Linked DNA regions of Homo sapiens: region 1 is linked to region 2. Evidence: read pairs that join two places in POLR2A ChIA-PET (ENCODE). Cell type or tissue: OCI-LY7. All regions are shown on one strand. Each heading gives the region's core, and the rest is flanking DNA. Links, peaks and the distances in the headings are about the cores only.

Evidence for each region. Peaks named below come from ENCODE experiments on the same cell type or tissue, not always from the same donor. Only the 100,000 strongest peaks of a DNase experiment are listed, where the experiment ranks them.
Region 1: POLR2A ChIA-PET joins it to region 2 with 5 read pairs; 1 of 35 experiments calls an interaction of 5 or more read pairs at or near these places.

What each region holds. Positions count from the first base shown.
Region 1 is chr12:113,127,164-113,131,546 of GRCh38, reverse strand. RASAL1 (RAS protein activator like 1) reads left to right here. Exons shown (of 21, transcript NM_001301202.2): 2 at 606-662; 3 at 3,369-3,482; 4 at 3,674-3,735. Among named protein-coding and RNA genes, the nearest start is that of RASAL1, 6.4 kb to the left of the region's middle. In OCI-LY7, for the core only: CTCF peaks have their summits at 433, 633 (motif pointing left), 2,248 and 2,450; DNase peaks (open chromatin) are centred at 606, 1,056 and 1,976; H3K4me3 peaks cover 3,085 bases; H3K27ac peaks cover 3,905 bases.
Region 2 is chr12:113,028,834-113,033,216 of GRCh38, reverse strand. No RefSeq gene overlaps it. Among named protein-coding and RNA genes, the nearest start is that of DTX1, 26 kb to the left of the region's middle. In OCI-LY7, for the core only: CTCF peaks have their summits at 1,901 and 2,104 (motif pointing right); a DNase peak (open chromatin) is centred at 2,216; H3K4me3 peaks cover 751 bases; H3K27ac peaks cover 1,274 bases.

The sequences.
Region 1 (4,383 bases), core at 98-4,097, 98 kb before region 2:
GGTCTGCTGAGTCTGTCCCCATGGAGGGCTGAGGAATGGGGAGTCCCCTTCCCAGGGAAGCTCCCATTGAAATGAAAAGCTGGGGACACAGCATTAAAGCCCCTGCAGGGGAGAGCTGGGGGCCAGACCATGATCCGGCCCAGCATTTGAGTTCCTCCAGCCCCCTAGGAGGTGTATGTGAGCATCACACCTGATTTATAGAGCAGAGAAACTGAGGCCCAGAGAGGGAAGGGGACTCTCTGGGATGGCACAGCCAGAGGGTGGTGAAGCCAGGCATTCAAGACCCCCCCACCCCCCCCACACACGCTCTGGGCCTCTGCTTTGGGCTTTTCGAGGCCAGGACTCAGAACCTGCTGGCCTCAGGCCTCCCTGTTCTATTTCTATGGGTGGAAGCCCAGAGTGCACAGATGTGGTGGCCTGGGCAGCTGTGACATCTCCTGCTGGTCCCCTAAGGTTCTACTTCTGAGCTGGACTTGCTGTGTGACCCTGGGCAAGTCCCCTTCTCTGTCTGTGCCTCCGACTCCCCTGCCTGTGTCATGACTGGGACCCTCCACTCATGGCTGCCCTCTCAACCTGCTTCCTCCCTGAACTCCCTCCTTCTGCAGGTCTGGGAGCAGCGACCCCTACTGCCTAGTGAAAGTGGACGACGAGGTGGTGGCCAGGTGAGGGGTGGCGACACGGGGGAGAGGAGGAAGGGAGGGGTCTCTTTCTAGACCTGGGGAATCTGGGACCAAGAATTCACATTTAAAGGAGTGCTTACCCTGAGGGGGACTCGCGGGCCTGCAGGTGGGTGATTTGTGTCCAGCTGGGACTGCCAGCTCCTCTCCCCGACCAGCCCTGCCTTCCCCCTCTGGACCTAATGCTGTCCCTGCTGGCTCCCTGGGGCTGACTCAGCGCTGCCAGCCTGTGCCTCCTACAGTGGCCTCCCTGGGGGCGGGCATCTCACGCTTGGCTGGACTGGTTGGTTCCGGGCCTGCCGGGTGCTGCGGGCACTGGGGATGTCTGTGCGCGTGGGCATGTGCATGTGTGTCTGTGTGTGCACCCGCCCAGCTGGGCCTGCTTGTGAGTTGCAGGGGGTGGGGGATGTTGCGGGGCTAGTGTGAGTGCCTGTGACCACGTGTGTATGTCCTCGTGGCTGTGCAGGGCACAGGCTCACGTGTGTGTACCAGTGTAGGGTGCATGTACATGCACGTGCACATGGCTGCCCTGCACATGCATGTGAACACCAATGCCAGCTGATTTGGTCACAAAGGCACCGGTGTGGACACATGTGAAGGTGTGAGGATGTTTGGGGTGTCAGTGAGTCTCGCAGGGGGATATCAGGCTGCGCCCTGCTTGGCTCCCACCCCCGCAGGCCGAGGGACAGCTCTCAGCCCCTGGAGGCCTGATGGGGGTGGGTGGGCTGGTGGGTGGCTGAGGCCTTGGTTCCTATGGAGACGGCAGGATTCAGGATGCTCCTATTCTGGTCCAGATGGGCTCAGAGCTGGGGGTGGGGAGCCTGCCTGGGGGAGGGGTCAGCTGTAGCTCCCCCCTCCACTGACTCCCCTCCACTGTCCTCCCAGTGCTCATGCTGGCCCCTTGATACATTCCCTGACACCACCCCAAACCCACAGATTGATTTTCTGTGTGACCCCAGGCTGCTGTCTCTCCCTCTCTGGGCTGTAAGAAGCCTTTCAGCTCAGGAGCTGGGGAATGTTCAGAAGACCTTTGGCTGGGAAAAGGTCAGGTTGGGGGAAGAGGGTATTTGGGAGGAAGCACTGGGGGTCCATCTGAGGTTGGTGCCGCTGGGCTGGAGGAAGAAGGCGGGGTGTGTGTGTGTGTGTGCGCGCACGCGCGCATATGTGCACTCTTTCTTAGGGCACAGTGTGGTGAAAGGAGGGAGGAAGGGAGCAACAGGTATGAGAACCAAACTTTGCATCCACAAATGTGGGTGTGTCTTTACCGGGCAAGTAGAATCTGTTCTCTGCTGGGTAAAGGGAAGTACCCCTGCAGGGATGTCAGGGCAGAGATGCTGTGTGTGTGCACCTGTTTCTGGGCTTATCTTGGTCCCCATCCTTCCTGTGCCTTCCTCCTGCTCACTGTGTGCTTCAAAGCCCCGAGTGCTCTGTCCCCTGCTCACCTCCTGTCTCCTGGCCCCTCTCCCTCCCCCATTCCCACCAGGCACCTTCCTATTCCTTCAGCTCACGAAACTCATTCCTGCTACAGGGCCTTTGCCCATGCTGTTCCAGCCTTCTGGAATACTTGTCCTTGTCCTCATTGTCTCTCCCCACTTTGCCTGACTAGCTCCTACAGGAAGCCTTCCCTAATCCCCTCCGACCCTACCCCCACGACCCAACCAGGGGCGATTGAGCTAACCCCAATCCCAGGACTTCTCCCACCATGTCCTAATTGCTGGGAGAGAGCGCCTGCTTGTGGAAGGGGGGTCTGTGGGGTAAGCAGCCCTGACACCTGTTCCTCTGATCCCTGGAGCCCAGCACAGGCTGGGCCCATAGTCCAAGTGAATGTTTATGGAGTAAACGAATGAACAAATGAATGAATGGAATTGTGTGTGTGTGTGTGTGTGTGTGTGTGTGTCAGTGACTGTGTGTTTGTATGACTGTGTGTGTGTCTCTATGTGTACCTGCCTTGTATCATTGTAAGTGTGTGAGAGTGTGTCTCTGGATCTCTGAGTGTGTCTCTGTGTTCCCGACATATGTCTATTTTCATATGTTTTCATATGTGTCTGTTTTCTATGTGTCTATCTGCATGTGTCTGGTGTCTGGATTTCCAAACACAAAGGTACATGTTTTTAGGACTTTCTGAGGGTGCATATGTGTATCTGCTTATGTGTAAATGTGTCTCTGTCTCTGGCCTCCTTGGTGTATCTGTGAGCAACTCTGTCTCAGTGTGAATCCGTGTGTGTGTATCTGCACATATGTTTCTGTTGGTTGCTATGCATGTCTGTTGGTCTCTGTGTATCTGGGACCTTAGATGTGTATTGGGGCCCTGTATGTGGGTGTGTAGGATCATGTGTGTGTTTTGTGTATGTGCCTCTGTGTGTGTGTGTGTGTGTGTGTTGAGATCTCTGGTGTATGTCTGATACTCTGGGTATGTGAGTGTTGGGGTCTGTGTGTGTTTCTATGCCTGGATTCATACATGCTCCAGTGTCCCTGGGTGAGTACATATCTAGGATCTTGGAGTGGCTGTCCTTGGGTGTGTGTGTGTGTCTGGGCCTCTAACTGGGTTCATGTGGGGGGTCTCTGAGTGTGTGTGTGTCTGGATTCCCGTGTGTGTGTGTGTGTGTGTGTGTGTGTGTGTGTGTCTGGGTCTCCAGGTGTCTGCCTCCTGTGTGGCCCGAGGACCCCAGCCCCCTGCACCTCCTTTTGCAGGACAGCTACTGTCTGGAGGAGCCTGGGCCCCTTCTGGGGGGAGGAGTACACGGTGCACCTGCCTCTGGATTTCCACCAGCTGGCCTTCTACGTGCTGGATGAGGACACTGTCGGGTTTGTGGTTGGGGAAAGTGGAATGTGTGGGTTAGGGACCCAAGCCTGGGCACCTGAGGGGAGAGGGGATGTGGGTCCACAGCCCACGAGGGTGTGCCCTCCCACCCAGACCTTGACACCTGCCCCCACTTCTCTTGGGGCGGGGCAAAGGGGCCCCTGACTCAGACCTTCACGTGCCCGCCTTCCTGCAGGCACGACGACATCATCGGCAAGATCTCGCTGAGCAGGGAGGCGATTACAGCCGACCCCCGAGGTGGGCGAGGGACATGGGCAGAGGGAGGAGGGGGCCATGCCCAGGGTGGGCATTTGCAGGGGCATAGCACATGGCACGGTGAAGCACAGAGCCTTCAGTGGAAACTTATTTCTCTTGTTGCTTTTGTCTTTACTTTTTGTTTGCTTTTAATTGTTGTTGTTAGAGATGAGGTCTTGCTCTGTCACCCAGGCTGGAGTGCGGTGGTGCTATCATAGCTCACTGCAATCTTGAACCTCTGGGCTCAAGCGATCCTCCCATCTCAGCTTCTGGAGTAGCTGGGATTACAGGTGCACACCACCACACCCAGCTAATTTTTTCAGAAATATCTTATAGATACGGAGTCTTGCTATGTTGCCCAAGCTGGTCTCAAACTCCTGGGCTCAAGCAATCCTCCCACCTTGGCCTCCCAAAGTGTTGGGAGTACAAGTGTGAGCCACTATGCCCAGCCTTGTCTTTAGTTTTTGAGCAGTTAATTTGTTTGCCTAGTTCAACATTCAGATTTTATGATAAGCACCCCAGCTACTCTGTTCCCTTCCTGGCATTGTCAGCTTCTTGTATGTCCTTCTAGAAATATTTTAAACATATATAAGCAAGTAACAGTAGTAATAGCAGGCTGGGCATTGTGCCTCACACCTGTAATCCCAGCAC
Region 2 (4,383 bases), core at 260-4,259:
GTGCAGGGGAACTCCTTTTTTTTTTTTTTTTTGAGATGGAGTCTTGCTCTGTTGCCCAGGCTGCAGTGCAGTGGTGCGATCTCGGCTCACTGCAAGCTCTGCATCCCAGGTTCATGCCATTCTCCTGCCTCAGCCTCCTGAGTAGCTGGGACTACAGGCACGTGCTACCATTCCTGGCTAATTTTTGTATTTTTTGTAGGGATGGGGTTTCACCATGTTGGCCAGGCTGATCTCGAACTCCTGACCTCAGGCAATCCACCCACCTTAGTCTCCCAAAGTGCTGGATTACAGGCGTGAGCCACCGCGCCTGGCCCAGGAGCTCCTCTTTTTAAAACCATCAGATATTGTGAGACTTGTTCACTACATGAGAACAGCATGAGAAAGACCTGCCCCCATGATTCAATTACCTCCCACTGGGTCCCTCCCACAACATGTGAGAATTGTGGGAGTTACAATTCAAGATGAGATTTGGGTGGGGACACAGCCAAACCATATCACCCAGGAAAGAATTCAAGGATGAGCTGGTGGTGTTAAACAGCAACTGTTATTGAAGCAGTGGTGTACAGTAGCCGCAGAGGTACTGCTCCTTGCAGAGCAGGGATACCCCATAGGCAGTGTGCCCAGAGTAGCAGCTCAGAGGCAGTTCTTCAGTTAAACTTATACCCACTTCTAATTATATGAAAATTAAGGGGCGGTTTATGGAGCCATTTCTAGGATGAGGGTGGTAACTTCTGGGTTGTTGGGTCATTGCCATGGGAAGGGTCAGTAACATTGGAGTGTTGCCATGGTAATGGTAAACTGACATGGCACACTAGTGAGTGTGTCTTATGGAAAGCTGCTTCTGCCCCAGACCTGTTTTAGCTAGTCCTCAATTTGGTCTGGTGTCTGAGCCCTGCTTCCAGAGCTAAGCCCCATCTCCTGCCTTGCTAGTATCCTTTAATGTACAAATTTTGTAATCTTAATAATTTCTATTTTTTTGTTGTTGCCTGGGCTTTTAATGTCATATTAAGAAATCCAAGGTCATGTAGATTTTCCTCTGTGTTTTCTTCTAAGAATTTGATAGTTTTAGCTTTTAAAATTTAGGTCTTTGATTGATTTTGAGTTAATTTTTGTATATGGTGTATGGTAAGGATCCAAATTCATTCTTTGGTGTGCGAATATTCAGTTTTCCCAGCACCGTTTGTTGAAGACACCATTCTTTCCCATTGAATAGTCTTGGCACCCTTATTGAAAATCAACTAACTATAAATGTGAGGGCTTATTTCTGGCTTCTCAATTCTATTCTATTCTATTGATTCTCAATTCTATTCTATTGATTCTCAATTCTATTCTATTGATACACACACACACACAGACACACATGTTCTTGTGTGAGTACCACATTGTTTTGATTACTGTACTATAGCTCTGTATCAAGTCTTGATACAGAATTTCAAGGAATCAGAACAGGCAACTTTTTTTTTTTTTTTAAAGATTGTTTTGGCTATTCTGAGTCCTTGAAACTCTGATGAGTTTTTCCATATTGGCAAAAAATACGATTGGGATTTTGACAGGGATTGCATTGACTCTGTGTGTTGCTTTGGGTAGTATTGCCGTCTTAACATCAAGTCTTCCAATCTGTGAACAACATTGTTCCATTTATTTTTAAGGACCTTATTAACACCTTAGGAGGTAATTCTTAAAAATAGGACTGTCTTCAGAACTCCAAGATGTGAATCCATCCGTAATGGTCAAATTTGAGGTCCATAGGGAAGACCTGTCTTTCGAATACATAGCAAAATACCACAGTGGGTTAATTTGGTAGAGCCCATCCAGTGTCCCTGAATTTGTAGGAAGCCAAATTAGAAGAATAATTTGTGAATAATTTGTGAATAATTAGAAGAATAATTCACTCCTAGTGAGTAGTGAATGCACAGGATGTGGAAACACTCAAGTGCTTAAAGATGCCCTGGTTATGTGCATCAGGATTCAGAATGGACCTCCCTTCCCTAATCACATTACAGTGGCTTTAACGGTACTTAACCATATTCTAGGACTTTTCTGTTTCCTGCTCAGGCTAATTTAATTCTCTCTAATACCACAAGATGGCAGCAAGAGCAGAGCCACCCTGAGCCAAGAGTACAGGAGTAGAAGAAAAAAATCAGGCACAAAGAGAGAAAAGGAGGGAGATGGGGCGAGGAGATGGAGAGAGAGAGAGAGGAGGAGGAGGCGTGAGCAGGACAGACGCCACCCTGTGGACTTGCACGCTTGGCAGGCCGGGGATACTGACCACGGATGTGCAACCACCCTGTGCAGGTGGGCTGTCATGCTTGAAGTAAGATGACACATGAAACTGTTTGAAACCAGTGTTTTCCTTTAATAGTGAGCATGGAGAAAGCAAGGGGAAATTAGGGACAGCAAAGAACTTCTCTGTCTTCCTCCCTATGTCCGCTCATGGAAAGCTATTTTACATGACAACGTGCTCAACAATTGCAATCTCCCGTCAAAGAAACATCCCCTGCCTTAGAAACGTTAGAATCTTAGAAACGTTCCCTGTGGAATGGACAAAAGTGTTCCATAGAGAGAGCTCTAGTGCACAGCAAGTATGTAACAACCAGCAAAACCCACTGGATCATTGAGATAAGTGGCCATGGAGATAAGAGTAGAAGCCGAAAAAGAAGTGAATTCAAGGGTAGAGTGCGAGACCTGGGTTCAAGTCCTAGCTCAGCCACCGACTTGCTGACCATCGCAAGTGGCTCCAAGTCTCTAGACATCAGTTTTCTTTTCTGTAAAATGAGGATTGGATCAGCCAGGCACAGTTGCTCATGCCTGTAATCCCAACACTTCGGGAGGCCTAGGCAGGTGGATCGCTTGAGGTCAGGAGTTTGAGACCGGCCTGGCCAACATAGCAAAACCCTGTCTCTACTAAAAATACAAAAAATTAGCCAGGTGTGGTGGCTGCATACCTGTAGTCCCAGCTACCTGGGAGGCTGAGGCACAAGAATTGCTTGAACCTGGGAGGTGGAGGCTGCAGTGAGCTGAGATCACACCACTGCACTCCAGCTTAAAAAAAAAAAAAAAAAGGCTGGGTGCAGTGGCTCACGCTGGTAATCCAAGCACTTTGGGAGGCCAAGGTGGATAGATCACCTGAGCTCAGGGGAGACCAGCAAGTGGCTCCAAGTCTCTAGACATCAGTTTGCTTTTCTGTAAAATGAGGATTGGATCACCCAGGTGCAATTGCTCACGCCTGTAATCCCAACACTTTGGGAGGCCTAGGTGGGCGGATCACTTGAGGTCAGGAGTTTGAGACCGGCCTGGCCAACATAGCAAAACCCTGTCTCTACTAAAAATACAAAAAATTAGCTGGATGTGGTGGCAGGCACCTGTAATCCCAGCGACTTGGGAGGCCAAGGCATGAGAATTGCTTGAACCCAGGAGTTGGAGGCTGCAGTGAGCTGAGACCACACCACTGCACTCTAGCCTGGGCAGCAGAGTGAGACTGTCTCAAAAAAAAAAAAAAAAATGAAGATTGGATTGAATGGTCTATCCTTCTTCAATCCCTCTAGAAGATCCAGCTTTAAGGACGAAGATATTAAAAGTGAGGAGTTTTAGCAAGTCCCACCGGCCACCAAGTAGGAAAGAACAGAAGGGGCCCCTGTAGAATGGGCGTGAGAATATCTCACAGCCCACAAACTCAGGTGTGCTGGACGTAACGCATGCCTTTATTTTCTTTGAATCAGCCTAGTTTTGTTTTCAGGCTCCCATCCATGTAGAGTGGAAAATTCCACCTTGGTGGTTTTTGGGGCTTTCTTCCCTGGTGAAGGGATCTCCAGCAGTGCCAAGGAGGGGCTGAGACCCTAGTCACTGGCCATCTCTGAACTTGGGTTCCACTGGAATGTCCACTGTTCCAATCAAATGGCACCAGGGTGGTCCTCAGCTGTTTCTTTTTGCTGCCTGGGGCACGGGCCCCTTTGTCCAGGCTGAAATCCCTTGTTCAGGGGCACATTGTGGGGGTGCCAGGCTGTCAGTCCTTCCCAGGGCACTGCCTCAGAGCACTGGTCCTGTTATCTCAGGACCCCCAAACTCTGCCCACCCCCCTACCTATCTCAAGTCACTCTTGATACCCAGACAAGTGTTGCCAGCTACTCAGTATTAAACATTACTAGGTGGAAGGATCTTTTATAATTTTTTTTTTTGAGACAGGGTCTTGCTCTGTCATCTGAGCTAGAGTATAGTGGTGTGATCATAGCTCACAAAAGCCTTCACCTCCCAGGCTTGAACAATCCTCCCACCTCAGCCTCCCAAGTATCTGGGACTATAGCAGTGCACAACCATGCTCAGCTAATTTTTCAATATTTTGTAGAGATGGGATCTTGCTCAGTTGCCCAGGCTGATCTTGAACTC